Regions from separate parts of the Homo sapiens genome. Here region 2 is linked to region 1. Evidence: read pairs that join two places in POLR2A ChIA-PET (ENCODE). Cell type or tissue: OCI-LY7. All regions are shown on one strand. Each heading gives the region's core, and the rest is flanking DNA. Links, peaks and the distances in the headings are about the cores only. Region 1 has its middle 54 kb from the start of LINC03063. Region 2 has its middle 71 kb from the start of LINC03063.

Region 1 (2,922 bases), core at 233-2,732:
ATCTCACAAAGACATCCTCGTTTTGGTTATTCTTAGACAATAATGGAAAAGTCCTCTAGTTACATCTAGCCACAAAAAATATATATCTTATTTGAAATTAAAATGTCCAGGCCCATGTAATAGTCACATTTAGAGTAGAAACCCTGTTATCCTCCATGCAGGCTGGCTTTCTCCTAGAAACTTGTATGAAGTCAGGGAGGGGAGGCATACCTACTTTCTGTATTTCTACGGAGCATGTTTACCATTCTCCTTTACTTACTAGGTTGTCTTGGATGACCCAGGGCTGAGGCAGGGGAACAAGAAGAGATAGGGAAAGTTCTTGCTGGATGGTCTGGTGCTGGTCTCCTCTGGCTATGGGTCCTTAAGAGGTTCTTTTGCTGGGTCCCACTAACTACAGCTTCTAGCCTTTTCGGCTGAGGTCACTATACTATTTCCAGAACGTACCCCTGAGTGGGGTCACCTTTTAAATGACCCAAGTTGACAGTCCTACTACGAGTTACACATCTTGGAGTCACATGCCAGTGGCCTGGCATTTAAATCAGAGGAGGCTTCAGCTAACATCCTCTTGCGACTAGTGGCAAAGGGTTGGTGGCCTGGGTGTGGCTGGCTGCTAGAGTGTGGAGCTGGCAGAGGTTTTGCTGGTGAGATGCTGCCGGGGTTTTGGAGGAGGAAGTGGGTGGAAATGTGGGCCTTGCCCTCTCTCAGCCTGTGACAGCCTCTCTCTTTCCTGCTCCTGTTCCTTGCTGTTGGTTGCCCACTTTTCCCTTGCATCTCTCAGGCCTTGCCTTCTTCTTTGCAGTCACAGCATCCACGTCATCTTTTCCTTTTTTTATAGGATTTTTGGCTTCATAGAGAGGCTTGGTGGTACCAGCCTCTCTGTTATTTTTGTTCTAAGCCAGCCACATCTTCCCCTTTCACTTGCTAGACTGAGAGTATTCTGGGTGACTTTGAATTGAGCAGAGGTTGCCTTGGCAATCTGTGTACCCAGGGATATTGATTGGGACTTCAGGAAGTTCATGTGAGCTGACATGCAGACATAAGAAAGGGTCTACTGGGCAGAAGGAGCCAGGGCAGGACAGAAGCTACCAAGAGGAAGGGAGAAGGGAGGAGCTGCCTTAGAGAAACACAGGATCTGCCTGCCAGGAGTTCACAGGGTTCAGCAAATGGCCCAATTGTGATAGACAAGAATTACACAGAGGGAGTAAGTTCTAAAGCATTTAAACATTCCAAGCAAAACAATAAGGGCTGTGAATATCGACTCAATAATCCTTCCTATTCTAGGATTTTGGAAAAACCCATTTTACGAATTCCCTACAAAAAGTTTCCAAATCACTCAGAGAATAGTGTATTTGCCTGAAAAACATCCAGACATTCCTTATCAGCAGGCTTATGCTGCCAGCAGTGGTAACACTGTGCTTTCCCCTAAGATGTGCAAGGTTATGAGCCATGGAACAGATGTTTGCGGTTTATGACTACCTCTGCTTAAGCCTGATTTCTTAAACAAGTAGTATCTTTCAGGTGCCTTCTAATATGCACTGACTGCATTTGCTGGAGGCCTCTGTCTTAACACAGTCTCTTAATTCCCCTTCCTTTTGACTGTGTGGTTCCAGGAATGCTTGGATTTTAGTAAAATCCTGGCCTTTGATTAGGGCTGAAACTGTGCCTACTGCCCTAATGGTACATGGCAAATTAAATATCCCCCAACTTGGGTTTTGATGTGTTTGCTCTGATGAACTTTTCTCATTATGGGTTGATATGGTTAGGCTTTGTGTCCTCACCCAAATCTCATCTTGAATTGTAATCCCCATAAGCCCCATGTGTCAAGGGAGAGACCAGGTGAAGGTAACTGAATCATGCGGGTGGTTTTCCCCATGCGGTTCTCGTGATGGTGAGTGAGTTCTTACGAGATCTGATGGTTTTGTAAGGGACTCTTCCTCCTTTGCTAGGCACTTCTCCTTCTTGCCACCTTGTGAAGAAGGTGTCTTGCTTTCTCTTCGCTTTCTACCATGATTGTAAGTTTCCTGAAGGCTCCCCAGCCATGCTGAACGGTGAGTCAATTAAACTTCTTTCCTTTATAAAATTTCCCAGTCTCGGGCAGTTCTTTATAGCAGTGTGAGAATGGAATAATACGTGCATCGAAGGGCAATTCACGTCCTTTCTCTCCTGGGTTGGATTTCTGGAGCTAAACTCAGGTTTGCAGGAGTTAGCATTACTTCTTCACCATGGAAAAGAAAAACAAGGACAGGTGGTTGCATAAAGGACCCAGTGATTAAATCGAAAGCACCTGTGAAAACTCAAAGTCAATATTTTCTTTAAAGGAAGGGAGTGTACACAATCATGGTTGTTTAAGTTAGCTACCATAGCAGAAATGACCTGAATATCAATGATTGGCTTCAGCTGCTCAGCACGTCCTTCGGGTCGAAAAGTTGGGCAGTGGCCTCTGCCAACTTGTTTTTAATGAGATATCCTAATATTTTGAACAACATTGCTATGCTTCTATTTCTACCTTAATGAAAACAATGATATCACTTATACTTATTAAGCACTAGCCATGCATCCAGCACAGAACTAAATATTTATATGGATTATCTTGATTAAACTCCTCACAATAACCCTATGAAGTAGCTGCTATTTTCACGAATAGATGATAAAACAGAGGCTTAGAGACAATCTGCCCACAGTCATATAGTTTGTAATTGAGTCAACCCATGGCTGTTGTGACTCCAAAGTCCATGCTCTTACTTAGTATTGCCTGCCTGTCTTCATCAGTTGGGTAGAAGGTAACTTCTAAGTTTGTGTGTGTGTTGGTGGCAGGGGTTGGTGTTTTTTTTTTTTTTTCCCTTCCCAGGTGTTTGTTATCACAATGATTTTCACAATTCCATGTCCTGTTCCTGTGCTCTCTGTGGTGTTGACTGCATCAGT
Region 2 (2,922 bases), core at 113-2,612, 130 kb before region 1:
TAGGCACTGATACAGGAAAAAATTCAATGTTCTCCTGAAAAGTTGATTGGCAGTCAAATTAAGGTAAATTAAAATAAATACTCAATGCAATAATGGAGCTCGATCTTTATAGAACTCTATGAGTAATCATTTTGCAAGATCAGGATTTCTTGGAGAAGCATGCTGATTCAAGTGACTTAAGCTGGAATTCCAGCTCTACCCCTTATGGCTTTGTGAATGTTGTTAAGGGATGTAACCTTAAGGAATCTGTCTTCTCACCTATAAAATTAACATGTATTAATAAAATCTGATTGGGGAGATTCTATTAAAATGAGTTAATGAATATATAAGTGATTTGCTTATTAATTTTTAAAACTTATAAAACTGAAAAATATGGAGAATAATTTAACAGGTACCCAGTGACCAACCACTATATTTAAAAGTAACATGTGCCTTATTCTTCCCTTTTCTTTTTCTAGAAATCAAATATTACAATACAGCTGACTGTTTCTCATCCCATCCTTTTTCCTTCTTTCACAGATTTAACCACTATTCTGAAGTTGTATCTTTACCAACCATATTTTTGTTTTTATTTATTTATTCATTTTCGAGATGGAATTTTACTCTTTTGCCCAGGCTGGAGTGCAGTGGCATGATCTCTGCTCACTGAGACCTCCACCTCCCAGGATCAAGCAAGTCTCCTGCCTCAGCCTCCCGAGTAGCTGGGATTACAGGCGCCCGCCACCACGTCAGGCTAATTTTTGTATTTTTAGTAAAATTTTAAAAAGAAAATTTTAGTAAATTTTGTATTTTTAGTAAATACAAAAAAAGACAGGCTAATTTTTGTATTTTTAATGAAGTATTTTCACCATGTTGGCCAGGCTGGTCTCGAACTCCTGACCTCAAGTGATCCACCTGCCTCAGCCTCCCAAAGTGCTGGGATTTACAGGTGTGAACCACCGCACCCGGCCGCATCCCTATTTTTGTATGTGTATGTATCCCTAAACATTATATAGCATTGTTTTGTAAGTTTTACATGTTTACATAAATGGAATAGTTCCAAATCTTTTTGCAATTGTCTTTCATATAACTCTGATTTTGAGATTTAGCCGTGTTGCTCCATTAAGGAGTAGTATGTTCATTTAAACTACTATCTAGTATCTCATTATATGTAATTATTTATTTCACCAGTAAAAAAGCTTGAGCTTTAAAAATTTTTTTTCTATTCATAGAAGGTTGCAATGAATAGGCTTTGCATTTAAGAGTAAAATTATGGGCCACAGGGATGTATCTCTTCAGTTTTGCTAGATATTGCCAAATTACTCATCGAAGTATTTGTAGTAGCCATATAAGAGAGTTTCAATTTCCCCATATCTGCCTCAACAATTTGTATTTTAGATATCTTCTTTTTCTGAAGTGGTATCTCACATTAACTTCATTTTAGCTAGTGAGGCTGAGAAATTTTTAGGTGTTCCAGTTTTCTCTTGTGTAAATTGTCAGTTCATATCCTTTGCCCATTTTATTATTGTATTCTTTGTATTTTTCTTATTGATTATATTAATTTTATTTATTTTAAAATATATTTATAAGGGATACTATACCTTTTTCAGTTACATGTGTGACACATAGCTTATACAAAGTATAGAGTTTGCATTTTAACTTAGTTTGTGTCATCTTATATAATTTTTAATTTTAATATAACATTCTATTATAATCAAAAATGCAAATCAACCATTTCCTTTATGATTTGTGCCCCTGACTTCTCTTTTAGGAAATAATTCACTTCTCCATTATCACAAAAATATTCTTTTCCCATTCTTTCAAAATTCTAATATTTACACTTAGGATTTAATGTGTCCATGGAGTGAGGTTGGGATCAGTTGTACCTTTTTTTTTTTTTTTTTTTTTGCATATGGACAACCTTAGTTGCAGTGACATGTATTATGTAGTCCATTCTTTCCCACTGACTTCTGATGACATCTTGTATTCATGTGATTTAAAAAAATTTTTTTTTACCCTGAGCATTCTCTTCTATTTTACTGGTTTATTTTCTCTTTCTTTGGACAAATATTATTTTTTACAAGCTTTTTTAAACTTTTGTTTTAAAGTTTAAAACTCCTGTTTTAAGTTTAGGGGCACACATGCAAGTTTGTTATATAGGTAAACTTGTGTTATGAGAGTTTGTTGTACTGATAATTTCATTACCCAGTATTAGACCAAGTGCCCACTAGTTGTTTTTCCTGATCCTTTCCCTCTTCCCATCCTCCAACCTTTGGTAGGCCCTAGTGTCTGTTGTTACCCTCTATGTGTCCATGTGTTCTCATCATTTAGCTCCTACTTATAAATGGGAACATGTGGTATTTGGTTTTCTGTATATGTGTTAGTTTGCTAAGGGTAATGGCCTCCAGCTCCATCCATGTTCCTCCAAACGACATTATCTCCTTTTTATGGCTGCATAGTATTTCAAGGTATATATATATCATGTTTTCTTTATCCAGTCTACCATTGATGGACATTGAGGTTGATTCCATGTCTTTGCTATTGTGAATACTGCTGCAATGAACACACATGTGCATGTGTCTTTATGACAGAACAATTTATATTCTTTTGGGTATATACTCAGTAATGGGATTGCTAAGTCAAATGGTAGTTCTGTTTTTAAGTCTTTGAGGAATCACTACACTGATTTCCACAATGGTTGAACTAATTTTACACTACCACCAACAGCGTATAAGGGTTCCTTTTTCTCTGCAACCTCAGTAGCATCTGTTATTTTTTGACTTTTTAATCATAGCCATTCTGACTGGTGTGGGATGGTATCTTATTGTGGTTTTGATTTGCAATTCTCTAATGATCAGTGATGTTGAACTATTTGTCATATGCTTGATAGCCACATTTATGTGTTCTTTCGAAAAATATTTGTTCATGTCTTTGCCCACTTTT

Evidence for each region. ChIA-PET counts read pairs that join two places held together with the same protein. Peaks named below come from ENCODE experiments on the same cell type or tissue, not always from the same donor. Only the 100,000 strongest peaks of a DNase experiment are listed, where the experiment ranks them.
Region 2: POLR2A ChIA-PET joins it to region 1 with 6 read pairs; 2 of 35 experiments call an interaction of 5 or more read pairs at or near these places.

What each region holds. Positions count from the first base shown.
Region 1 is chr2:37,615,384-37,618,305 of GRCh38, forward strand. No RefSeq gene overlaps it. Among named protein-coding and RNA genes, the nearest start is that of LINC03063, 54 kb to the left of the region's middle. In OCI-LY7, for the core only: no CTCF peak of the experiment used is centred there; DNase peaks (open chromatin) are centred at 638 and 1,468.
Region 2 is chr2:37,489,583-37,492,504 of GRCh38, forward strand. No RefSeq gene overlaps it. Among named protein-coding and RNA genes, the nearest start is that of LINC03063, 71 kb to the right of the region's middle. In OCI-LY7, for the core only: no CTCF peak of the experiment used is centred there; no DNase peak of the experiment used is centred there.